2 separate regions of the Mus musculus genome follow, and region 1 is linked to region 2. The links are chromatin loops, found by intact Hi-C in ENCODE. Cell type or tissue: left cerebral cortex. All regions are shown on one strand.

Region 1 (8,000 bases), 52 kb before region 2:
CTGGTTTAGCCTGCATACTATCTGAAAACTAGCTTCTGAAATATGTTCTATCAATGCTAAATAGCCTGGGTTGGCTATGAGACTATAAGTAGACTTTCAACCCAGTCAGAAATCCAAGAATGACCAACATTACCTGAAAATATAAGAAGCTTAAACTCAGCTTCCAGAACTGAGGCAGGCTGTAGAGAGAGCTGTCTACCCATACAGCCCCAGTAAGTCAGGAAGTTGGAGCATCAGTCTTCAGCCTTCTGGCCCAGGATCATCTGACAGACTTTTGAAAAACAGTAATTATTAAGGACTAGCTTAGTCTGTCTCGGCAGAACTAAGCTGCCCTAACTTGTAACTTGTGTCCTCTCAAGAACAGTATGGGTCTGCAGGAGAGATAGGCAATTTCTGCCCAGTGGTCACCTAGCCACAAAGTACTACCTCACCTGGAGGTAGAGATACTTAATTTCTTCTTTGGAATTAACATCAAAATACAAACAGCACCAGGGCCATCCACAACACCTCCAGACTCAATTTAGATTATAGTTAGCCAAAAGTATTAGAACTGCCAGCAGGGGCGTAACCTCTAAGCCAAATCAGAGACATGCTATGGAGAGATGAAGGAAGGGCTGTTCTGCTCTGCCAAGATTGGATGGTCGCGATGACTTCAAAATAGTCCTTGAATGTCTGCTGAGTTACAGAAGCAACAAACACAAACACAGTTGATGGTTGTATCATAACAAAGCAGACGGTCGAGGCTGCACATTCCTGGATGGAGGTCAAGGAATCCAGGTTGTCAGAGAACTTATCTGACTCCAGGAACTTGAGTCAGAGACAAATGGCTATTGGGTACCAAAATGGATGCCTAGCATCAAATGGAGTTTCTTCAGCCATCACATAGATATCAGATATAAGAGAAATAATGTACTGTTTGCCCTTTGTGCTGGCGTATTTCACAGTGTCTTCAAGTTCCATTCACACCGTGGCGTGTATCTGAACCACATTCATTTTCAAGGCTGAAATGTACCCTATTGTATGCATGTCTCTCACTTATCCACTTATTAATGGGCATCTGGGTTGTGCTCACCTTTTGCCTACTGTGAAGATCTGTTCAAGCACAGGGCAAATGGCTGAGGTGCCTATTTAACAGAACAAAGCAGACAATGGCTGCCAGGTTCTCCCAGCATCCCACAGCCAGTCCCTGCCTGTTACAAAGCCATCCTGGCTGACACACCCATCCCCCTACCCTGAACTCTCCATCCTAGGGAACTCAGTTGCTCTTCCCTATAGAATCCTACCATTTTGTTTACCCTCTCTTTTTGTTTTGTTTTGTTTTTAAAAAGAGTTATTTTTTTATCTATATGAATACATTATAGCTGTCTTTAGACACACCAGAAGAGGGCATCAGATCCCATTAAGGGTGGTTGTGTGCCACCATGTGGTTGCTGGGAATTGAACTCAGGACCTCCGGAAGACTAGCTAGTGCTCTTAACCACTGAGACATCTCTCCAACCCTACCCACTTTTTTTTTTTTTTGAACCTTAGAGCCTCCTGGCTGCTATACCTGGTTCCCCTCTCTACCCTCTCCCTTCCCTTTCCCCTCTTCCCACATGGCCTGGCTCAGGATCTTGTCCACTTTGAGCTCTCCCAGATGCCCCTGCCTCTGGTTGTGCTCTCCCACATAGCTTCAATAAATCCTCTCCTCCACCATACCTAGGAGCAGCCATGTCACTTTCCTTTCCCTTTTAGTTCTTTTCATTCATCTGTTTTGACACCAAATGAGTGAGAAAAATAAAAGAATTGAAAAAGAATCAGCAATGAAAGGGGAAAGGCTCTTTCTTTCCCGGCCCCTTGTTTTATTTAGATTCTCAAGGCTTGGAGGACAGGAAAGTACGTTACACTGACTAGGGTGATCTCCTTTGGTGAGTCCACAGACTCAAAAGCTGTCTTCAGCCAGAAACACATGGGGAGCACAGGCAAAAATGATGTTTCATGTGGGAAGTCCATGGTGAGCTTGGGATGGGCACTCCCAGAGTTGCAGATGCAGCTCTGTTGGTTGGCAGAGTGCTTGTCTTGTACAGTGCGCACAAGGCCCTGAGTTCCATTCCAGGGCTGCAGAGAGCAGAGGATGGGGCAGCACAGGACTGTAATCCTGGAATCCTGGAGAGAGAGATGCAACAGGGTTAGAAGTTCAAGGCCAGCCTGGGATGTGTGACATGAGAAAAGAAAGAAGAAAAAAATGGAGGGAGGGGCAGAGAGGGGAGGGGAGGGGAGGAGGGAGAGAGGAGGGAAGGAATGGAAGGATAAAAAGGCAGAGGAGGGGAAGGAGGAAGGAAGAAATGGAAAGAGGAAGGGACGGAGGGATGAAGAGAGGGAGAGAAAGAGGGAGGGAGGAAGGGAGGGAAATGTTCTGAGCGAAATGTGCATTTAAGACATATCCCCTGTACGATAGGTCTACGTATTTCTAAGTAATCCCATTATTACAGCGGAATCAATTTTGTCTTAGATCAACCACTCTGCAGTTAGTAAAGGATGTTCAGTTGCTACAGGACCAGACATCTCACCAATGGCTAAATACAGCAGTGTCTGCTTTGCCACGCTCCTTCCAAACAAACAAGGGCCAAGCAAGCTCTTGTACAAACCCCTGAAGACCTGGGTCAGCGGCCTCATCTGACCTGTGTCTCCAGGGTGTCAGCAAATAATCTCAAGGCAAGCTGACAGAGGGAGTGGGAAAACGCTGAACTGTCTCCCCCCAGCACAGGCTAAACACAGACAGCCTATGGCTGTGGTATAAGCTCTTGAGACAGCAGATCTGCTTCGGGAAGCTTTACATAGTCCTGCTGCTGCCATGGCAACCGCTAGAGCTCTGGGTTCTGCCTGGGCCCTTCCTCCAGCCCTTGGCCACTGAGCTGTGACTGCTGCTAGGTCCTCTGGGAGGACCCAGCGAACAGATTGAAGGGCAGTGTAAGAGAGACACTATTCCTTTCTGAGACTCATGAGGAGGTTGCTGTCTCCAGTGAGACAGCGAGAAGCAAGCGCTGGCTGTGAGGCAAGGGTGCCATTCAGTGGCTCTGGGCTAGGGGTGCTCCAGTTCAATGTACAGCTGGAGGCACAGGCGCCTGCTCCTCTTCCAGCAATCAAATAATCATTAGCAAGCGTGTGTGTGTGTGTGTGTGTGTGTGTGTGTGTGTGTGTGTGTGTGTGTGTAGGGGAGGAGCAAAGACTTGCGCGGCGTGGAACTACTTCCTGATCCGGCATGGTGGGACAGTCTGGTTTGGAGAACACACTGCGTGACCAGGCTTTGTAATAGAAGTCAGAGCCAACACTAAGAAATATCACACAAAAATTTAAATCGTGTTGTTTTCATTTACACCAATATGATTTTTTTTATGTCAGTGGATTGAATAAAACTAAGAAATCAATGAAACTGCTTTTTGGCTTTATTTTAATTTAAGACATTTTCAGATTTTTAAGAAGTGTGATTCTGATGAATTTTGGCACTGGAATGTAATAACTTCTTTATATGGAGAAATAATTTTATGAGAAATATGTCTACATCTTATATTTAAAGTGACCCATTAATACTTTACTTATTTGTGTAATTAAAATTCATAGATGTATGTTTATAAAAGTCACACACTGGACCTAGGGCAGGTCAGATCTTCATGTGCTAAGAAGAAATTCACTTTCTGCATAAAGGTTTAAGGATTTGGAATTCATGGTGTTTATCACTAGGCCTCATATTATATTTCTGCCTTGCTTATCAGTGTATTAATGGTTGGCCATGAACTCCCTACGAGCAAAGTCCTGTCAAGGCTGGTGCCACGATGGTGCTGCCACTGTCTCAGGTGCTCTGTCACGGTCTAGGAATGAAGAGGGACAGTATTTATGCTTTCCTCGCTGAAAGATCAGGGTAGAACAATAATTCACTTGCCTAAACTAGATGAAAGATATAGGAAATGGGGTGGGGAAGGGCTGAAGGATAAAAGAACACAGATATTTTAAACCTTCAGTGACGTTTCAACATGCTGGAGATTGGAAGGCAGGGCTCTTGGCTTCGTCTCAGACTCATGCTGCCTCTGCTGCTGAGTGTGGAGATGAATTTATAACACCGAACTCTTCCCTGCTCACACCTCCCGTTTTCCTCACGCGGTGGTGTAGCTCTGCTTGGTTTTGCCCCTTCGTTCCTCTGAGGCAGTTACCTCAGATGACATAGTGCCATCTGATCATAAGGCGGCAGCCCAGGAGGGCAGATATCCTGACCTTGGACAAACACTCTGTGAGCACCCAGAAACCTACCCGAGAGCTCACCCCACCTGCTGCTCAGCACTGGCCTTGGCGCTGAGACCCAATGCCCATCAAGGCACTTGTCATCATTTATATCCGTGTCTTGGACCTCTAGAGACTTCAGGCTTGGTTTCCTCCATCAAGCAACCCGGTTCTTTGTTGCCAATCTTGTTCGGTGACGCTTTGTTATCATGGCATATTTAATTAGAACATCTCTGTTTTGAAACTGAAGTTCGTTTTCACACTTTTCTTAAAACATTCATTTGCACAAAAAAAGAAATGTATCGATGCATATGCAGCAGGAAGAGCACTTGCTATTCTGAGATGTGACAGAGAAATGATGGGGTACAGAGGAGAGAGAAGGGAGAGAAGGAGAAGCCAGGCATATTCAGGATTACCGGCGACGTCAGAAAGAGTGACGTCTATGATGCAAGTATGCATCTTATACGGTTAAAAAAAAAATGAAGTATTGAAATCTTCTTCCTACCGTTTCTTCTGATTCAGTCAAACTAATTCCCGAGCTTTCTCTGACCTACTAATTGAAGAGCACTCAGAGTTCCTCTGTATGTGCACAGAGGTTATAAATCAACCAGTTTATCTGTTCATTCAATTGACTGTCAATTGCATTAGGTACAAAATAGACAAATATTTTTGTCCCACAGAAGGTTATATTTCAGCTGGAAAAGACAGAAAGGGATTTATCCAGATGCAATGAGATTGAAAACAGTGTTTTAGACCAGGGTTTTGGAGCCAGGCAAGAGAAAAACAGAGACCCCAAGAGAATCAGGACCACTATCAGGGGAACCATCAAGAAGCCAAGGCGTGAACAATGACACAAGTCAAGGTAGCTATCATGGGGGAAACATGAGTCCCACTCACAGTGAGGAAGACTTTTTCTTTTAAAACTTGGGCCTATGTGACAGCGGCATTTTAAATTACCTCAGGAGATCCAGCATGCCTCATTGCTCAGAGGTGACTTCAAGACATGGTCTGCTGGCTCTCCTCAGAAAGGCAAGTCCTCTCCCTTTGTTGCATCTTGCCAACACTGGGAAGAGCCTGGGATACTCTGTGAGACTAGTGCGTGCACTTCTTTCCTCTTGCAGAAGCTGGGGTCAGTGGCTGTAGCTCCACTGTCCCAAGGGGACATCTCTGTTCCTTTGCTTTGGGAGCCAATGGAGGGGAAGCTAAGTGCACACACAGAATCCTGTGACCCCTACTGTGTAGCTCTATTGTTGTGGGATAGATCATTTTATTCTGTCTTGATAGGGCATACTTTCTTAAGGTTATAGAAAAACTTTTGGATTCAGTTGTGGGGACTGGCCAAGGTTACACAGGTCTTAAATGCGGAATTTGGAAGCCTGTTTATTCTGGAGCTGGATGGATTCACCCCAGTCCTTGCCTGTCAAAGCAGAGTCCAGGTTAAGGGGGTATCTGCTGCCTTTTTAATTATTATTATTTTTTTTAAGGATTCTTAGGTTAGGGGCTTAAATGGGGAAATGGGGAGCACTGAGAAGCGTGATTTGGAGCAAGAGACTTGTCAGAATTATTATCAACACAGAAAGGCAACATGGTGTGGCCCTGAGGAGAGTTCAGGCCTGTGAGGCAGGATATGGGCCCTTTTCTTCAGATCTCAGAGGAAGGCAAAGGTCGGTGGTCCTTGGTACTGTCCTTAGGTGTCTCTTGTACCCAAGCTGGTAAGGGAGGGTCTTGCATTCTGGGAAAGAGAGGAAGGGATCTTGGTACTGTGTGGCTTAGAGGATGCTGGGGTACTGGGTAGAAGTACATTAGGTTAAGGTGTTCCTATTAGATCAGTAGCTTTCTGATGTTTTCGAGCCCAGTAGCCTGGGCTTACACACTTCCTAGAGGGAGTGAGAACAGCCCCTACCATTCATTTTCCTGGAATTCATATGCCCAGGCAATCTTAGAAGGTTACTCAGTGAGGCATCTTTGCCCGGTAGCAGTAGGCATTCCAGATTCAACTATGAGTGCTGAGATAGAGAGATGAGATGAGGCATGCCCTGGGCAGCAGCTCATCTGAAATCTAACATTATTTTCTTGGAATCTGGATACCTGGTGAGCTTATTAGAGGGTCGCAGAGGCATGGGAGTCTTTGGATAGTGGGCTTGGCATTTTCTTTATGGCAGCCGAGAGGAGGAGGTTCCTGGAATCTGGAATCTGTAGAGATTAGAAGTCTGTGTAGTTGCTCGGACAGCTTCTTCTTGCTGGGACTGGCTTGTTAATCAAGGATGAACATATTTTCAGAAACAGCCCTGAGAGGCTCTTTGCTCTGCGTGTCACAGTGTTGCACAGCTCACTTCAGAATGCAACAATAAGGAGATAGACTGCCGTAGACCCTCTGGGCCCCTTTGTCTGCGTGGAATGGGTCTCTAGTCACGGGTGGACAAAGCGTAGGATGAGTGACAAAAAGATGTACACAGGAGAGGCCGTGTGGAATCTGAATGTCATTTTTCAAATCGAACATCAGACTTTTTATGCAGAAGACAATAAGGAAGTTGGGTGACATACCCACAAGGTACAAATGAGGTAACCGGATGCTTAATGACTCTTACACAGAACAGAGGAAATGAAAACGCAAAGACTGGCAGGAACTGGGCAATAAAATAACTGAGACAGAGTCAGCTCTATCTAAGGTCAGCTATAGTCTTAGAAGCCAGGTGTGAGAACTTTTCACTCCTAGGGCAAGGGCTTTCACACCCAAGTCATGGTTCTAACTAGGGAGTTCCGTTCTAGCTAACCATCTCATGAATAATGCAATACTCTAAAACCACAGCCCGATCTACTTCCTAAACCATTGTAAATTCCTGTATATGGGAGTGACTTGGCTTTTATTGATAGTGTAATACCAGAGGCTATTCTGAATGTCACTGTCTAGCTCAAGGACGTTCTAGGACTGTTGGAACACTGGCGGAAGGCTTTAGCTATGTCAGAATTCAATCTTAAAAGGCACTTATAATAAGATGATACTGAAAGAGAGCACGTGGATCCATACACTAGACTAACTCGGGAATGGAGAATTAAGGGAATGCCAGACTCCAGGAGGAGAGCTTCCTTGAAACTCTTTTTGCCTCATGAGCAGCTTTTAGGCATCCCTGCCTGACAGGCTGACTCGGCCGGAGTGCAGTGGCAAGAGACATTTAATTTCTGGCGTTTTGTCAAGCTTTTTAGTTGAAATAATCTTTAAGTAATTTTCAGTTTTTAGCTTAAGTTTATAGCAATAGCTAATTTGTCATCCAAAGATACCTTCTTCTTGCAGGAGGAAAATAAATATGAGTGTAATTATCCTTGGTGTTTTCTAGAAACCCCTGTGAGCTGCCAAATGGCTCTACCTGAGAGTGCAGGAAACAAAACAACTGTGATCATTAATGGTAGCAAACATGAACTATCTGGTCTGAGTTTTTGTCATCAGCAACACCACCAACTGCTTCTGATTTCAGGGAACATCTGATTTTTATTAAATGCAAAGCAGTGCCTATATACAAGGGACCCAAGTCATGGCATCCACTTGTACACAGTTCATATATAGTATCTCAGGCCACATGGTCAAATGAATCCTTGAGGACCATGTTATGAATGAATGAATGAATGAATGAATGAGTGAGTGGATGAATTAATGAAATGTTTGTGTTCATGGCTGTGGTGGGGAAGAGATGAAAGATCTTGGCCATGTCAGAGATGTTCTGACTCAGAACCCTGACACTCACGCCACA
Region 2 (8,000 bases):
TTATGTGGAAGTTCCTGTTTGTTTCCAGGAAAAAAATGCAGGTACAAAATTAGTGTAGTGAAAATGTTGATTATTTTAGCTTTGGGGTGAGCCTAACTCATAGGAGACCTTGAAATTCTGAAGATTACTCAACATGGGAATATAAAATCTTATTTAATGTTTTCTTACTTTTGAAAATTAAGTCTTGGAGTGATAGCAGAACACACTTGGCTGGAAAACATTTATGCAAATATGTTGAAGAGTAATTTCCATACCTGTATTTTCTTGATTAATTTTTATTCACCACATTATTATTTTGTAATACTTATGAACACATAATAAATTATTGCTTATTATTTTAATCATATTTTTAAACATTGAAATATATATACTTTTGACTACATCATGCGTATATTAATATATATATAATCTTTGTGAAAATCTAATAAGGAATATTGATGGAAATTTGAATGCAATGTGTATACATTTCCTTCTTGTTTATAAAAAAATTAATGATTTAACCAATTACACATTTATCATAATTTGTAGCCTCATACTTTATAATGAGAAAACACTTTTTTTTTTTTACTAAGTCACTTTGCACAGAGAACACATTTTTTATTCAGAAATTCCTGGCTCTGAGGCATGGTGAACATATTGGTGGTGAGCTAAAAGTTATCTAGGTGTGTTCTTGGGTTTTAATAGTACTTGAGCTTGGCACTTCTTTCTTGTAAAATGATGAAAATATGATCTCTTAAAGTCATGGTGAAAGCAACGAGCATTTCTTCTTGGAATGGGTATCTTCTTCAGCGCTGAAGAAATGACTGTGTGAAGAACAGCCTGAGGTGAGATGCCTGCGCCATCACCTGAGGCCAGAGTGATATCCATGGGGCCGCCACGTCTGGGTCTATGGCCTACAGCACCAGAGTCTGTGTTGATGTCCAGGCCAGTGTTACCACCACAGACCACTCCAGTGTTTGAGGGATATGGTGGACCCGCCCCTCACTGACTATAGTAGGTGTGATAGCTGGCCCTGCTCTTCTCAGGGGCCCAGAGGGAGTGCTGGCCCCTGTGCCAGTGTCTTGTCATTGTCGCTGTGACTGAGGGAGAGAGCTGGCAGGCTGGCCAATTCAGCTACCGTCCAGGCCAGATCCAGGGCTTTGAGTTGGCCCACCCCAACATCTACCCCATCAGTGATCTTCTAGAGCTTGTGAAGGGAACCAAAGCCACGGGATATCCATGACACAGGGCAACAAAATGACATCCAAGATCTGACTCAGTGAGGATCCAGTATTGATAATGTTAGCAGGAGCCAGAGGCCTCCAGCCAGACCAATGACTCATTGCAATGAACATTTGCAAGGAAAGCTGTTTGGGGGGAAATGCTCGATACAGGGAAGCTTCCAATGTCACTACAATAAATAAACATGTGAAGCAGAGGCAGGAAAACAGAGGAGTAGAATGGTACATTCTCTGTGGAACCAGAGGCTTGACAGCTGGAACAGGTGAGAGAGAAGCCAGTAGTTGATAGAGGAGTAGGTCCTTGCCAGAGCAGAGTGGTTGGGTCGACCAGATGGTTGTTTTGTTCTTTTTTTTTTTTTTTTTTTTTTTTTTTTTTTTTTTTTTAAAGAAAAAATATTTGGTGTGTGTGTGTGTGTGTGTGTGTGTGTGTGTGTGTGTGTGTAGCAGGTTACAAGGGTGGAGAGCAGGTATGGTAGGATTGGGAAATGAATGGGACTGGGTTACATGACGTGAAATTCCCAAAGAGTCAACAAAAAGTTATGTTAAAAAAGAAAGAACACCCTGCTTCTGTCTCTCAATTGCTGGGATTGTAAGTCTGTACCACCACATCTGATTACATATGTACATTTTATATACATATATACATGCATGCAAACATATTCATACCTTAAAATATTTAATTTTTTGGAACAATTTTACTTCTGTTTTATTTTTAATTATTTTATTTTATTATTTTAAGTTCCAGACATTGCCCCACCCAAGCCCCCCTCCCACAGCTCCTTATCCCATTTCTTCCCCTTGCCTCCGAGAGGGTGCTCCCCATCCACCGGGCATTCCCCTTCCCTGTGGCCTTGAGTTTCTAGAGGATTCAGTGCATCTTTTCCCACTGAGGCCGGAACAGGCAGTCCTCTGCTGTATATGTACCAGGGACCTCAGACCAGCCTGTATGTGCATGGATGCTTCCTGGCTGGTGGCTCAGACTTTGGTAGCTCCCAGGTGTCTGGATTAGTTGAGACTGCTGGTCTTCCTATGGGGTTGCCATCCCCTTCAGCTTCTTCAATCCTTCCCCTCATTCCTTCATAGAGGTTCCTGACTTCAGTCCAATGGCTGGGAGATCATGAATTACAGACCCCCTTAGGCAACATGGTAAGAACCTATCTCAAAAAAAGGGATGGGGCTCAGTTGATAGAGTACTTGGCTAATCTGTATGATGCCTTGGGTTCAGTTCCCAATATGTCATAAACCAGCATGGTGAGAGTAGGAAGGTCTGAAACCCAAAGCTATCCTCAACAACCCAGGGCATTTGAGGTTGGCCTAGAATACAAGAAACTGCCTCAAGAGAAACGTAGAGTAACAACACCAACCCTAATTTTTAAATGGCCAACTTATGTAAAGTGTTTATTGCATTCCACCTATAATGTGAGCTCTGGTATTGAAAATAAAGGTTGAATTGTTAATTGAAAGAAAGAAAGAAAGAGAGAGAGAGAGAGAGAGAGAGAGAGAGGGAGGGAGGGAGGGAGGGAGGGAGGGAGGAAGGAAAGAAGGAAGGAAGGAAGGAAGGAAGGAAGGAAGGAAGGAAGGAAGGAAGGAAGGAAGGAAGGAAGGAAGGAAGGAAGGATGAACTCTGTATTAGGAAGCAGGGACCAAACCAAATATTACACCAAAAGATGTATCCAACACTCCTGCTGTTTAGGGTTCTGTTCCACCAAAAGGAACACAGAATACACACACACACACACACACACACACACACACACACACACACACACACACGTGTATTCTTATTATTTCCCATCTGAACCACAGTTATGGTACTCACCACTTCCCTACACTAAGTATCTGATATGACTCCCACATACAGATGTCACTTAGGTAACATCAGAAGTTACTGATAACAGAGGGTCCCTCCTGAATTTCAGACCAGAGCTCCTGAGTTAATTAAAATTACTGCATCCTTAAAAGTACCTACAGTTTTGTGAACTTGAAGTTGTTAAGTGGACAGAGATGTCCTTTTCGTGGGTGATTTTCTCTGAGCTATGAAACTGCTTTTTATGTGCATTAAGTAGCTAGAAGCCTGAACCAACTCCAATTTCAGGTCCTGAACACTTGCAATTTATCTTCTTTGGAAAAATACAAGGAATGAAACTTGCTTATAGTCTTTTCATCACCAACAGCCCGAGATGGCATTTTGATCTGAAGCTATTTCATCTATACATCTCCAGCTCATGTTTCAATTTATATGGCTTCAGAACATCCTTCCTGGATTTTCATAACCATTATTTACAGCTGTTTCATCCATTCACTCTCATTTATTTCCCAGAAGTCAAGTTTTCTTCAAAAGTGCCCCATAAATCACATTCAGCCAGTCTATTTGGGCAGGATGTGTTCTTTACTAATGATGAATGTGGTGGTACAATTTGTTCTCAATACAAATGGCATAAAATTGGCTGTGAGCCACTGCTTGGATTTCTATTTTTGTATCTGTCTCTGCTTTTGCAAAAGATACCTCCTTAGAACACAGCTTACAGCTCAGACTTCTGCTCCCTTCATAAGCTGCGTACATCTCAAATTTATATTCTACTTTTAGAAAAAATTTAGTCCATCTAATTATAATAATACCCATCTTCATTGGAATCAGATTCTCTGTAGAGATGTCATCCAGCAGATATGGGACTAATAAATCCTCAGAACTTTCTGACACTGCTTATGAATGACAGCAATTGTGTTATATTGCTCATGCTCTAAGAGAAAGGCTGTCTGGGTTGCTGGAAAACTGTTCCATTGATGAAGAGGATCCAGGAAGTTGGGTTCTGATGTCTGATATAAATTTCATGTTTATGGAGCTTCCCCCAATGCAGGACCAAAAAGTGGGCTCTTTCCGTGGAAGCGTGAATTATTTCTTCCGATGTTTTCTGATGTTTGTCTTTTCTTCCCCTTTCCCAGTTCCTGTTGTTTGAATGCGCATGCTAATTATATATTGAGGTCCACACTGATCTTCTGGAGTCCATGAGACATTTGGATTTGTTTTCAAAAGATTCCTCCTAACTTCCCTGAATCCTAGAGACCTGGTTCCAGTCTGTGTTCTTTCTGAGAAGCAGAGCCTGGTGCAGGGTTTGAGTTTCTGGATGAAACTCACAAACAAGCTCTATGTTGCCAGTGATAGTTCTGCTCTTGAGGAGTGTGGTTACATAACTGTAGTCCATCTGTACAGTCGTGGACCACATGGCCTGTGACAGACTGCGTACACAACAGTTGTCCCATAAGACTAACATGGAGCTGGAGATTTCCCATTTTTTTGATGGACTAGCCAGATTTTTCTTTCAGTGTAGCACCTTATTCCATGGGTTTGTATTTGCTGTGTAGACAAATCTACTGTCTGCCATATAGAAACACCACACACAATATTATGCGTGACACATCATCTATGACCTTATACTTTTGGCATTATTTTAGAATATAGTACTACTTCTTAAACAAGTAACTTGAAATAGTATGCCATGTTATAGGGGAGGTAGCGGTACACATCCTGTATCTACCTTGACTCCGACTGCATCAAGAGGCCACATTGAGTTATTCAGCTAACCACCCAGGTCTACAGAAAACGCATGCAGTGATAAAGCACCCCCATCTTTAAACGACTCGTGAGTGTAGTTCCTACAAAAACAAGAAGGGCCTGGAAAGGAAGACAGAAAGCTGTGCTTTATTTATAACACTTCATGGGGAGGAGAGTTATTTATTTCACTGAAGTTACAAGATCTGTCGATTTATTCTGGATCCAGTTGCTCCTGTCGTTCAGTTTATATTCTCTAACATATTTCCTATGTCTAAATAGTGTGTTTCCTTTGGAAATGAAAATTGTAATCCGTTTACAATGTGTCCTCTTAGTTAACTGCTTCCTGAGTTTCTGTCAGCTGGGTTTCATGGTGGAGAGTCAGGACAGTAATTTACTGTCTGAAAGATATGAGAGCAGTGAATGGCAGATCTCCCAGGTCGCACATAAAATACTCTGAAAATGTAGATAATGGTTGCAAATAGCCCCACACCTACGCCATTCAAACATGTGAACAACAACTAAGAGACAGAAGCCATATCCAAAGGAAGTCAGAACAAAGGAACACATTACGGTCATATATTGCATTCATAAACTCAAATCCCGGATTCTAACAACACGACAAAATTCTGTGTTAAGGATGGAAGAATCTTTTACTAAAGAGTCAGATCTCCATGAGATATGCTTTTGGGTTGAACCGCAGTTGGTTGTGTAAATATGTCTATTTTTATAGAAGAAGAGTTTTACACTTTGCAATTTTAGTGCCATACTTCATAGGATGGCAGAGCTACAGGGCTCGGAGCTGGACCCAACAGTGCTGAATGGGAAAACACAAGCTCTCACACAGACCACAGCAGACCACAGCAAGCACAGCGAGTAATTCATGAGCTTGGTCTCCTCATTTCGGCTCCCTACTATGTTAGACATGTGGACCTACAACCACAGTGTTAATATAGTTCGTGTCCTATATTAATCAGGGACACCCCAATGTGTCAGTCAGCCAGCTGTGACCAGCAGGTGGCTGTGACCTAGCAGATGGCCCATCATTCAAACACATTGCAACACCTGCTCTTGAGGGGAGCCCCTTAATGCAGACCTTTTCCCTAAAGTCAGAAACATTTTCAACAATTGGGCAAGTCATCCTATTGTGTTTTATCACACATAAAGAAAATTTTTATCTCAGTCCGTATTGGGAGTTGGGGAGGCAGAGACAAAGGGGGCTGGTTTTGAGCCTACTATAGAAATAAATGGAAATGAAGCAAGTATGTGGACATAGAGAAGGAGACAAAGGATTACTGTGGCCTGTGAGTACGAACCCAGGCTGCCCCCAATCCGCCTCCCCCCAGCTGCCCTCTGCTCACTGAACCATCTGCTCTGCAGCTGGGACACCACCAGAGGCTGTGTTGAACAATTAAATGATCCCCACAGATGGCCACGCCTTAGCCAGACACGGAACCATCTTCCCCAAGGATGTGTTAGTGATGATATGTAGCCTATTAAAAATAACCAGTGAAATCTTAACATTAGAGACTTCAAATCTGTTTTTAAGAGACAGATTATTAAAAGAACCTTCCCACCTTGAAATTTCATTTCTTTCGTTCTGATTATTTGAAGGTGTAAGTTTGTATATGTGGACAAATTATCCCTGGTGTCATGAATAAAAGAACTAGATAGAGATCCCTGAACTATTTCTATCATAAAACACCTTAGGAAGATGCTGATGATGGAGAGAGAAATCATGCAGGTAAAAATCCCTCGAACCTTGCTACTCTTTGCAGTTTAGGAGTTATAAATGACTGTCTGCCATAGGCATGTAGCCGAACTGCATCAATTCAGTACTTCTATATCTGAATACATACAAAATAAAAACAAAACCTTAAAAAATACACAAATCAGAAATAATATATGTTGTGTTTATTAAATATGCTAATAAAATTAAATGTATCTAAATATATTTTAAGAATGGTAAATCCTAAAAATACTGGTTAAAGTCTTTTTATAAAAGATTTATTTATTTTGTGTATATGAGTACACTGTCGCTGTCGGACGCACCAGGAGAGGGCATTAGGTCCCATTACAGATGGTTGTGAGCCACCATGTGGTTGCTGGGATTTGAACTCAGGATCTTAACTGCTGGGCCATCTCTCCAGCCCAACAATAGCTTTCAAAACAAACAGAAGTCTGAGTTACTATGTTCACTGATTTCTTCTAATCACCAAGCTGAGATGCTACTGAACACAGTAGCTAACTAGAGCTTTGCAGCCAGTACCCCACCATTACGTGTTATTGGTACATATGTGTTCAAAAGATGTAAGCAACCTTGAAAACATAGAGATTATTAAAATAGTTAAATATTTTTAAAGTGAGTGTTTGAGCATTTATTTTTTACTTCATATAATTTGTTTATTAATTGCTTAATTTCTAATAGGAATTATGTTTAACAATAACTTGAAAATCCTGAAAATTCAGCAAGAACTTTTATAAATATGATAAATTAAGCCCTAAGTCAATGCCTATGTAATAAGAGCTGTTATTATCTACACTTTACATTAAGAGAAAACTAAATAACAGAGTTCAGAAAATCGCATACTATTCTATAATTGTGCAGCTGAGCTGGGATAACAAATGCAGACTAAACTTTTCTGAGTTTTAGACTCTAAAGCTTTTTCTGCTTTGTTGATGGAAACATACAAACTCAGAACAGTCCCTAGCAACTATTTTATCTCCATTTGCAGTCTAATTACTGATATGGCCGGAACTCTTTTAATAGATCCCTCAAGGTAAAGGTCTAATTTAGGAAGGAACGGCTGATTCGATAACGTACAGGAGCTGGTTAGAGGGAAAGCCCAAGGATCAAGGGGATGCTGCTCCCATTCTGTGTGCCCGTGGGAGGCTGCATGCCAATCAACTTCCATATGCAGGATCCTGTTGAATACTCTCAGATGCAGAGAATAGCAATGTGAATTCACCTTGTTCTTAAAGTTAGCATGTGACATCATTTCTGGCTAAGACAGACTGACTGATAGAAACATAACAGTCACTGGGCTAAATATATATTTTTGCCAGTGCTCCAGGGGAGTCTTCTGAGTGAGTCAAAATTCTAAATAAAAAAGACAATATTCGGGAAAGAAATGATATCATTCAACCGAAGAGTCTTTCACAAGAGGTAATTAAATACTGCTGGCCATAACTATCATTACACCATTCAAGCAAACAGCAAACTTTCTGCC

The links. Hi-C counts contacts between places; a loop is a spot of excess contacts. Peaks named below come from ENCODE experiments on the same cell type or tissue, not always from the same donor. Only the 100,000 strongest peaks of a DNase experiment are listed, where the experiment ranks them.
Region 1: it touches region 2 in a loop (2.2-fold over the local background); 4 of 42 quality-filtered maps call a loop at or near these places.

Annotation. Positions count from the first base shown.
Region 1 is chr12:70,364,953-70,372,952 of GRCm38, forward strand. Gm40435 (a long non-coding RNA gene) reads right to left here and starts at 3,623. Exons shown (of 2, transcript XR_872791.3): 1 at 2,550-3,623; 2 at 1,797-2,145. In left cerebral cortex, CTCF peaks have their summits at 1,420 (motif pointing right), 1,619 and 3,044; DNase peaks (open chromatin) are centred at 2,851, 4,052 and 4,577; H3K4me3 peaks cover 523 bases; H3K27ac peaks cover 3,433 bases.
Region 2 is chr12:70,416,790-70,424,789 of GRCm38, forward strand. No RefSeq gene overlaps it. Among named protein-coding and RNA genes, the nearest start is that of Tmx1, 32 kb to the right of the region's middle. In left cerebral cortex, no CTCF peak of the experiment used is centred here; DNase peaks (open chromatin) are centred at 4,464, 4,835 and 7,720.